2 separate regions of the Homo sapiens genome follow, and region 2 is linked to region 1. A link is an interaction called in ENCODE POLR2A ChIA-PET data of the cell type or tissue named here. Cell type or tissue: MCF 10A. All regions are shown on one strand. Links, peaks and the distances in the headings refer to the core of each region. The heading gives the core; the rest is flanking DNA.

The links. ChIA-PET counts read pairs that join two places held together with the same protein. Peaks named below come from ENCODE experiments on the same cell type or tissue, not always from the same donor. Only the 100,000 strongest peaks of a DNase experiment are listed, where the experiment ranks them.
Region 2: POLR2A ChIA-PET joins it to region 1 with 16 read pairs; 3 of 35 experiments call an interaction of 5 or more read pairs at or near these places.

Annotation. Positions count from the first base shown.
Region 1 is chr2:176,471,025-176,476,406 of GRCh38, reverse strand. No RefSeq gene overlaps it. Among named protein-coding and RNA genes, the nearest start is that of NRAL, 34 kb to the left of the region's middle. RefSeq lists enhancers at 2,860-2,929, 3,020-3,129. In MCF 10A, for the core only: no CTCF peak of the experiment used is centred there; a DNase peak (open chromatin) is centred at 3,016.
Region 2 is chr2:176,534,841-176,540,222 of GRCh38, reverse strand. No RefSeq gene overlaps it. Among named protein-coding and RNA genes, the nearest start is that of NRAL, 30 kb to the right of the region's middle. In MCF 10A, for the core only: no CTCF peak of the experiment used is centred there; a DNase peak (open chromatin) is centred at 3,312.

The DNA.
Region 1 (5,382 bases), core at 278-5,277:
GCAGAAGGGGCAAATCAGCTCCCTTTGGCCTCTTGTAAGAGCACTAACCTCATCCATGAGGGTTCTTCCCTCATGAGCTAATCACCTCCCAAAAACCCTGCCTCCTAATACCATCACCGTGGGGTTAATATTTCAACATATGAATTTTGGGAGGATGCAAACATTCAGACCATAACACTTTTTTAAAAAACACACTCAGCCAGGTTTCACAGGGCCCCAGAAGCCTCCAGGTCAATCTCTGACTCCATAGTTCAGATGCTAGTAGAGAGTATGACTGAGAGTAGGCACTCTACAAACAGTAAGTCTTTGTATTTTTACTCCATAACTGCTGACCCTTCACTCCTTTTGCCTATACTGCTAGTTTTTTCTTTTTGTTTGTTTAAACCCCACGATACTCTAAAAAGTTCCTAAGGTTGCAGTGTCTATATTCCAAAGTTAAATCCCACTGCTGTCTTTGTTTATGTATGTCCCTAGGCTGGGAATGCTTCTCTAGGGCTTTTCCTTGAAGAACCAGAAGTTCAAGCCCAGGCCAGGCATGGTGATTCATGCCTGTAATCTCAGTATTTTGGGAGGCCAAGGGAGGAGGACTGTTTGAGCCCAGGAGTTGGAGACCAATCTGGAAAACAGAGAGACACCACATCTCTACAAAAATAATTTAAAAATCAGCCAAGCTTGGTGGTACATGCCTGTGGTCCCAGCTACTCGGGAGGCTGAAGTGGGAGGATACTTAAGCCCAGGAGTTTGAGGCTATAGTGAGTTGTGATCATGCCATGGCACTCCAGCCTGAGTGACAAAGTGAGACCCTTTCTCAAAAAAAAAAAAGAAGTTCAAGCCCAGGCCTTATTAGTGTGTATATTTCACCACGAAACAAATATTTATTGAATATCTCTTTATGTGCCAAGCACTGGTGATATGGCTGTGTCCCCACTCAAATCTCACCATGAATTGTGATAATCTCCATGTGTCAAGGGTGGGGCCAGGTGGAGATAATTGAATCAGGCCAGCGGTTTCCCCCATACCGTTCTTGTGGTAGTGAATAAGTCTCACAAGATCTGATGGGTCTAAAAATGGGAGTTCCCCTGCACAAGTCCTCTTGCCAGCCACCATGTAAGACATCCCTTTGCTCTTCCTTCTCTCCCACCATGATTGTGAGGCCTCCCAGCCATATGGAACCACGAGTCCATTAAACCTCTCTCCTTTATAAATTACCCAGTCTCAGGTAATTTCTTCCTTCAAAGAGCTCACAGCCCAGTGTGGAGAAGGCAAACAAGTAAAGACACAATTATATCACAAAGGAATGGAGACAAGTGCAAGGAGCTGAAAAAATAGTCCAGCCAGGTTTGGAGGAAGAAAAGAGAGGGCTTACTGAGTTGTGCATTCAAGGAAGTAGCTAGGGGCTCTGGGAACACAGAGTAGTATGTGCAAAGCCCTAGGGACAGCTAAGAAATATGAAGGAGACAGATACGAAGGACCTTGTGTGATATGCTGAGCACTCGGCATTTTATCTTGAAGGACACAGAACCATGCAACAGACATCCAGAATCTGCCCACTTCTTGCCATCCGCTCTAAGCCATCATCACCTCTTGCCTGGATCATGGCAGTGGTCTCCTGATGTTCTCCCTGCTTCTACTCTTGCCCCTCTACAATCCCTTCCCAACACATTGCCAGGAATGATTTTGTTACCTACAACTCAGATCATATCACTACTCTGCTCAAAACCTCACAATGCTGCAACCCACTCAGAGTAAAAACCAAACCTCTCAATAGCAAGAGGCCTCCCATGACATACACCCAATGCCATGCTGTCAACCCATGCCCCTGAGCTCCCACCAAGGTACCAAGATTCCACCCTCCTTGCTGCACCTCCAGCATGGCAGTCATGCTCCTTCCTACGGTTTCCTCTCCTAGAATGTTCTTCCGCATGTCCCGATGGCTTGTCGCCCTTGCTTCATTCAAGTCTCTGCTCAGACAAATATCTGCTTTATCAGTGAAGCCTCCTCCAGCCAGTCTATACACAAAATAAGAAATTCCCTTCCCTTGCTGCTCGTTTGCTTTAGGTCCCCTACCCTGCTTCATTTTCCTGCCTAACATTTATCACTCTCTGACATGCACATTTTTGTCCAGATTTTAGAAATATCTATATTCTTAACTTATTAACATTGTTTATAGTGGGTCTCCCCATGCTAGAATGTGAGCTCCATGAAGGTAAGAACTTTGTCTTGTTCTCCACTGTGTCCCCATTGCCCACGTCAAATTAGCATCTCAGTAAGGATTTGTTAGATGATAAATGAATGACTTAAACGATTCTAAACAGAAGGGGAATAGAATCAGATGGCAGCATTGTTGAGAACAGATTAAAGAAGAGCTAAACCAAGGAGGCCAAGTAGCAGGTCACTTAGTTAAACCAATCCCAATCCGGGCCTGAGCTAATGATGGGGCAGAGGGGAGGGTCGGCGGGATGGAGGGAGGGCAAGAGGTATTGACGAGCTTAACTCTACAAATCTTGGAACTGACTGAATGCAGAGGTGAGTGAGTGAGTGAAGTGGGGAGGACTGCTGGTTTGCAGGAGCGAAACAGAGGGGCATCGTTCACTGAGTTCCACTAGGACAGGCTAGGAGGAGGATGGTTGGGGGCGGGGGTCAGAGGAAGAGGAGGGGTTGAGATTTCCACCTGGTGACCTCTGCTCACAGTGTGAAATAGATTTTTTAAAGTTTGCTGAAAATAAGGGAGGTGTAATGAAACAAGAAAAAAACTACTGTGAAGGCTAAATGAGAAAGCTCCTAAGTGCTACATTAAAGGACAGACATCAAGGGCAGCCTTGAAAAGAGAAAAGTCTCACTGCCAAGTCTTGGGCTTGGGTGTGAATCCAGCATGTGGTGAATACAGGCTGACCTGGGGAAGGATCCAGGCCTGCGCTTATATCTCACCTCGGGAAACTGACTCCACCTTGTTGAGCCTCACTTTTTGTACGAAAAGGGATGAGCAGGTTCTAGCATGCCCAGCCAAGGTGCAGCTGAAATAAGATTAACATGCCTGAAACTGGCACAGAGCCTGGGCCTGGTGGATCCAGACTGTGTGGGGCTCAGAGTGCTTACAATTTGGAGAGCACTGTCTAAAGACTAGAAGAGAAAGTGAAAGTGAATGCGTACTTAGAAAGAGAAAAGGAATCACCATAAATTACATATTTTTAAGCTGCCAAATGCCATATGCATCACAAAATACAGAAAAATAACCCAATATTTTTATTAATAGCCTGATGAACCTCCATAATATTTTTCCCATATTTGGCTGCACAGTCTTTATCACTTCTTTATATGACAATGATTTTGTAATATGATTTTTATAGAGAGAATAAAAAGATAATTTAGCCTTTGCTCTACTTCAATTGAACAAAACTTGTTTTATATTATTGATAGCTGGATGCATTAAGCATTAAACACAGCCATATTTCTGTTTATAATATGGCTACGGGTTTGTACCCTAAAAATACAAGAATTGTGATCCATTCTATTTCTCACATTTTTCTCACGTTTTTCTCACACCAAGAAAAATGTATGGTGGGTTTATACACGGCGATTTGTGTTTCATTATTAAGTATATTCCTGACAGAAAAGAGCTTCCGTTTTCACCAGTCATTGATGACACCAGATTCTGCCTCTGTACATTTCAAATCTTGTGTCTCCCTCATCGGTCACCTATTTCTGATGCTGATGCCAGGCCCTGTAGAGCGTGTTGCTGTTGTGATACAACGCCTGGGCTCTGAGTTTTGTCCCCCATGCTGGGTGTCAGCCGGTGGACAGTACATGTATTCTGGGAAGCTGTCTCTACACTGGGATGGTTAGCAAGAACATAACTGGGCATGAAGTGACTGCAGACCAGGAAACCAAAACCAAATGTTGTCCCAACCCAATTTCCCTTAACGAGGTCCCCAAAATACTAGTGGCCATCTTTAAACACACCCACTACTCAATACTAAAGGAAGTACCTATCAAAAGGGGAAGTAGGAGCAAACAAAAACAGTGATCATAACTAACTGCACTTAAATATCTTATTTTTCCAAACTTTACAAAACACGTGGCCATGTGAACATATTACTTAGGTGCTACAGGGTCTTGGAAAGGATCTGTGCAAATGTGGGCCCTAAAGCTCAAGGTTCATTAGCCTCATGGTAAACCTGCATCTAGTTGTAACCATAACAGGCATTCAACAAATCAGCGTCCCCTCTTCCTCTCCCATAAGCTGTTCTGTCACAGTGCCTTCCAGGACTCCTGTGCCCAGCACCCAGCACACAGCTGTGCCTGCAGGTGTGCTCAGCCAGTATTGATAGCCACTGGATTTTATTTACCATGCTCAACTGACTTAACTACACTTTGGATGGGTGTTTATTTGGAGTAGGTTGATTTTCTTAAAAATAGGTTTGATATTTGTAATACTTTATCTGGAATTATTTCTTAAAACGTAGTCTAAAATAACCATAGTCATTGAATAAAAGAGTTGGGGGCTGGATTTTGAAATCTAAATATACCCCATGAGAATAATGCTGTCATAATACATTCAACTAACATTTCATTTACATCAATGGCATATAGACACAAAGAAACTTGTGAATCTTGGCCAAAATCCGCTGTCTTCACTAAAGTGTGTTGGGTTTAGATTATAATTTTCCCCCACAAGACAAAACATAGAAAGAGAGAGGGACAGAGGAAGGAAGGAAGGAAGGAAAAGGAAGAGCTTCTCCACAACCATTTATTATACCTTTGAAACAATTTTTTCCTCAAAAAACAAAATGTGTTTCTGCAACCTCTTCTATCTAGAGTGTAGAAGTAAACGGCAATCTTTTCCAGGGGCTTGAATACTCTTTGTTCTAAGCAAGATTCTAATAAATGCACACAATTTATAAGTGAGACTTTAAGGACCATCTCCCAGATTTTAAAGGAATCCAGGATTTAATAGCAATCAACAGAATCAAGGCAAAGTGAAACTATTACAGCTGAACACACTGGAAAAGTGGAGTTTGAATTGATGCTGCATATTATTCATTTTGACAAGTGCAAACTCACATTGAAGATAGCAGGAGTAGAGACGGGGATTGCAAGGAAGGGTAATACAAATGTATTATTAACACAGAAACAAATCTGACTTTAAACCTGGTGCGCCTCTTGTTTAGTAAGAATAATAATAAGGTCTTGAATTCTCATTGTACTTTGCATCAAAAATGATCAAAAAACTCCCAAATTTTTGTGAGAAATATGGTATCTACATTAGTTATATCTTCCAGAGGAAGCCAATTACCAAATTAAATGTGGGCACGTTGTGGGTAGATGCAGATAGGAAATGTCAAAAATGCACTCAGACACTGAGAAATATGGAAAGTAAAGCTG
Region 2 (5,382 bases), core at 225-5,224, 64 kb before region 1:
GAATTGTCCATCCTGCCCTCCTCTTCTGCCTTTTACTGACAAATGGATGTAAACCTGAAATTCATTTTGTTTCTAGAATGCCTGGGATGTTGAAATTATTCACATTTTAATCGGCTTTTAACAAGAATAGGTAAGAAAAAAAATTAGGACAATTAAGAAATAATGAAGCCATTATAAAAACAGTAATGATTTAAAAGCAGGTAAGGGAATACTCGTATCGGAAATGTTGAATACCTGCAAATGAACAGTCATATGACAAGCACACCATGGGATTAGGGATTTCACTAATGCACAAATGGAACCATTTATAATAATTTCTTCCCAAAACTGAGGATAATGCAAATGTCCTGATTATTCCTGGAAATATATATCCTCTTGAAAATTGACCATGCTGCACAATGTTGGATATTAGGTCTGAAGATGTTATCAGTGCTTTGCACAAATTTATTCTTTTTTCAAAGATAGCAGCATCCTAGTTTCTTTCTTATAAGTCAAAAGACTTTACTGAAAACTACCACAACCAAACTTGTTTTCTTCAAAAAAAAAAAAAAAATCACAGATATGCAGTTCTGGTGTGACACTAACAGTTGTCATAACCCTAAATCTCTGGCGCTGCTCACTGAGAGACCAGTGTGAATGTCTCTGGCCAGGCAGCTCACTTGGGAGCACCTCTTCCTAGCAGTGAGACACGGATTTGGGCCCTCCATCCTGAGGATACTCTGTCTTCTAGGGTCTCAGAATATCCTACTTCCAGCCCAAGGACAGTGAGAAGCAAAGCTTGGAAGATTGCACAGAAGGTTTAATGGCCTGGTAGTGGCCAGCATAGCTTCTACCCACATTCTGTTGGCCAAAACTCGGTCTCATGGTCCCACTTTGATACCCTAGGCACAGGAAGAACAGTTCAGCTGTGTGTTCAGGAAGAAGGAAGGCAAAAGGAATTCTCTTCAAGGATTTTCATGTGGGAAATCATCTCTACTCATCTTGGCTGAATGAAACCAGAACCTTTGACAGGAAGAGGGAGTGACAGCTTATACAGAAACAAAGAGAATGTTTCCTCAAGTGCCACTAAGTCTAGAAGGGGCTGTTCGAAAGATAGGTAGGGAAATCGTGCTTCCCTGTGTGAGATATCCTCTATGCCACACATTTCAGGACCTCTGATTCTGAAGGAGGGTGGGAAGGTAGACAGAGAAAGGATAGAAAACCCAGGAACGGTCTCAAAGGAAGCCACACTATCCCTCGGCTGAGTGCTGAGGAATGGCTGACTAGGCCTCATAGGCTGCTTGGTAGATAAAGAATAGGGGTAGGGGTGTGATCAGGGTAAGGGAAGGAATCCCCAGCACACCACTACCCAGTCTCTCTTTTCCAACTTCTTCTCTTTTTCTTTTCTTTTCCTTTCTTTTTCTTTTCTTTTTTCTTTTTTTTTTTTTAGACAAGAGTCTCAGTCTGTCACCCAGGCTGGAGTACAGTGCTGCAATCTCCACTCACTGCACCCTCCACCTCCCAGGTTCAAGTGATTCTCCTGCCTCAGCCTCCCGAGTAGCTGGGACTACAAGTGTGCACCACCACACCCAGCTAATTTTTTGTATTTTTAGTAGAGACGAGGTTTCACCATGTTAGCCAGGATGGTCTCGATTTCCTGACCTCATGATCCGCCTGCCTCTGCCTCCCAAAGTGCTGGGATTACAAGCATGAGCCACTGCGCCCAGCCCCACCTTCTTTTAATTTTCTACCAATCTCTTTCCTCCTCACTGTCAATCTCTCTGTTAGTCTCTCTCTCTAACTCTCTGTATCCTTAAACCACACACACACACACACACACACACACACACACACACACACACACAGAGAGAGAGAGAGAGAGAGAGAGAGAGAGAGAGAGAGAGAGAGAGAGACAGGCACTATCAGAACCCAGAAACATACAGACATGAAACAAATGGAACTGAAAGAAATCCAACACCACAAACCCCTGGTAATGATAATAATGAAGAAACGCTGCTGCCAGATGCATCTTGTGATGATGCCAATGATCTAATTCTCTTATTATCAAAAGATGCAGGTAAAGGCAGCCTTGACAGAAGGCGTTAAAAAATCAGAAGAGCACAGCATCACTGAAACTGCGTTGTCTGATTTATACCTTTCCAAAGACCAGGCTTCTGTAATAGGCTGATAATAGCCTCTAGCCATCAAAACATTATTTTATCTGGTATCTTGATTTTTAAAAATTGTGGAAACTAGCAAATGGAACTGGGTTATTTATGTAGTGTTTGAAACTATGTTAGTCCACTAGGAGAAAATGACTACAAGCACACAACAAAAGTCAAAACCCAGACTGGATAATAATATAATGAAAAGCAGCAGCCTCAGTGTGGTACCATGGCCAACAATGTAAAATGTAATTTCCAAATTAGAATGGACATTTGTCTTTCATAATTAATAAAACTTTGAAAGAGGGATAGGTTAGCATGTGGTTGCCCACCAGACGAGACCACTACCCACTAGTACTTGGGCACAGCCAGAATTCAAAGCCATCACTGCCAGCAGATGAAGACTCCTGCTAAAGAAGGATCCACATCAGAAAATAGCCCCATCTTTTTTTTTCTTTCTAAACAAGGTCTCGCTCTGTTCTCCAGGCTGGAGTGCAGTGGTACAACCATGGCTCACTGCAGCCTGAACCTCCTAGGCTCAAGTGATCCTCCCACCTTAGACTCCAATTAGCTGGGACTACAGGCATGCACCACCACACCTGGCTGATTTTTTTTTTTTTTTTTTTTTTTTTTTTTTTGTAGAGATGAGGTCTCACTATGTTGCCAGGTCTGGTCTCAAACTCCTGGACTTGAGTAATCCTACTGCTTCAGCCTCCCAAAGTCCTGGGATTACAGGCAAGAGCCACCATGCCTGGCCTGCCCCATCTATTGAGTTATGCAGGGGATGTGAGGGTCTCCTTGACGCACACAACACAAAACTTAAAAAAAAAAAGTTTTAAAAAGTTTAAGTAATTGAACATAAAAACTCCCCAGAAGCATGACCTAATCGTTTCATATTTCATGCAATTTAAAGCAGACATCATTTTCCTTAAATGACTAGACATTAATCAAATGGACCTCCACACTTGAGAAGATAAATGCCAACCAAAGAAAAGGAAGCCTTCGGTATATTTACCTTTCCTTTTAAAGCACAGATATGAGAAATGAATGAGATTTTTGACCATTTATCATGCACAGAGACCAACTGTCTCTCAGAAATTTTTATGTCAAACCACACCTGGCCATACATGTTTGTCTCGATTCACAAGCTCTAAATATCATATTGCAACATTGTGGGAGAGAAGCCAAAAGTACTGTGCTTAAAACTCCTTTGTCTTAAATAAGCTGTGATACTTAAAAAAGCTGCCTTGATGTTCCAAAACTATGGATAATGTGTTATTTATTTAGTGTTTTAAACATATTATTTAGTGAGATTATGGCAGTACATTGACCTTCCTAATGAGGTTTGACTAAAGCCAATATTAAAATCAATGTGCCCTCCCTTGCTCCCAGTGACAGAGTATAAAAGGAGCTGGCTTAGAAGGATCTTGTGGGCTGTGAGAAATCAGAATGGCATTTAAAAATTGGCCATAGACAATCCATATGCAGATGATCAATATGACTTCATCACTGTTAGGATTCCAGGAACCATCTTTTCAGAACAGGCTCAGTGCTCAATGACCAGAATCTATTGGTAGGAAATATTGATTACAGTGGTTATAGTTTATGCAAACGCAAGGAGAGTGTGTAAAAGATCCTGAAAGTGGTTTTAAGTGGAAAGACCCATGCCACATGCATCAGAACTACATAGTCATTGGAAACCACTGCAGCATAGTAATAATGCTTAGAACTGACAGTCCTGCAGCGTTTCTACATTCTCCTCTAGAGCCTGCATGTTTTCCAGCCTCACATGCATTTTTAAGCAGTTATTAGGATGCCTACTTGTTAACTGATCTCAAATAAATCTTAATTCCCATTCCCAGGCATCATAGAACCACATCCAAATGCCCCCTTCCCCTGACTGCACAGCCAGTTTAGGCCGATGGTGATGTAGGTGAAGTCAACACCATTTCTACATTTCTCTCTCCCAACTTCCTCATATTTTACCCTTCATTTTCCTCCTCTTTAGGGTTAAAATTATTAACAAAAGCTGAAAGTATAGCCTCTCCCTCTGATAATGCCAAGGTAGATTTCAGAGCATGGCCTCAATAAGCCTGCGGTCCATTTACATATGCTTGTCTGCTCACTTCACAGCTGTGTGACTTTGAGCGAGTCATTTTACTTTTCTAAGACATCACTTCTCAGCTGAAAAAGTGGCAATACAGATGTAATGAAATTACATTCACCAAGCTCGTAACACCAAGAGGCACGTCTCTGTAATAGAAAGTACATAGGTGAAACAGCGTTCTCCTCATCATTCTAAGTCTGTAGATTTGAGAACTATGAGCTCATTTGTTCAATATAATCAGACTGGATATTCAAGATCCAAAGGGTATTCAAGAGGTCAAATTACCCACTTCATCCTCTGAGTTGCTATATTTACATTGGCTGCCTATTCCACTGCCTCCCAAACAGGATGATTTTGTTCTTAAATCTACTTTGGTAAAATTCCCTGGCCATGTTCTCTGAGCAGATGATTACAGATGCTCTCCTCTTTGTATTTGAATTCCCAGCCCAAGTGGATGAGACAAGCAGGACAGAGGAGCAAAGGACTAGATAAGCAAAAGCAAGGACTGACTTTCCGGAGAAACTGCCTAACTTCCATTTCACATTTAAGATGCCAAAATAGTTCCTCAAGTATGCATGCCAATGGCAGTGCTGCCCTTGAACATGTTCTCCCGGCTCCCATCTGAGTCAGTGTAATGAGTCTGCATTTTATGAGAGTTGAGCCTGGTCCAAATGGAACCATGTAACTGTTAGAAAGATTAATGGACTGTATCATCCAACAGTTGACTGTAAACTTCTAATTGTGTGAATCTCAGTGTGGTGTCTAGAGCTAAACTGGCGCCTGCTTCCTCGGTCACTAATATCCGCTGATATTGTTCATTATTTTTCTAATGCCAACCCTAGGTACATCAGTTCTGGGCAGATCCCTGAGGAAAACAACAACTTTTGTTGTAGGTACTTGAGAGCAGTCATTATCACTGTTGCCAATTAATTCATCAATCGGTGTTTACAGAGCTGCCACTGAGAAAGGGGAGCAGCACTGTGCCCTGCCGAGCAATAGAAGGGTGGAGGAGTCCCTGAGACAAAGGCTCCACTCTAGGGGAGCTGAGTAGCGGAGAAGCCATAAACAGAAGCTAAGTGATGTCCTTCCTGCTCTGGGCTGCTGGACACCAGGCAAGTCACTTACCCCTCC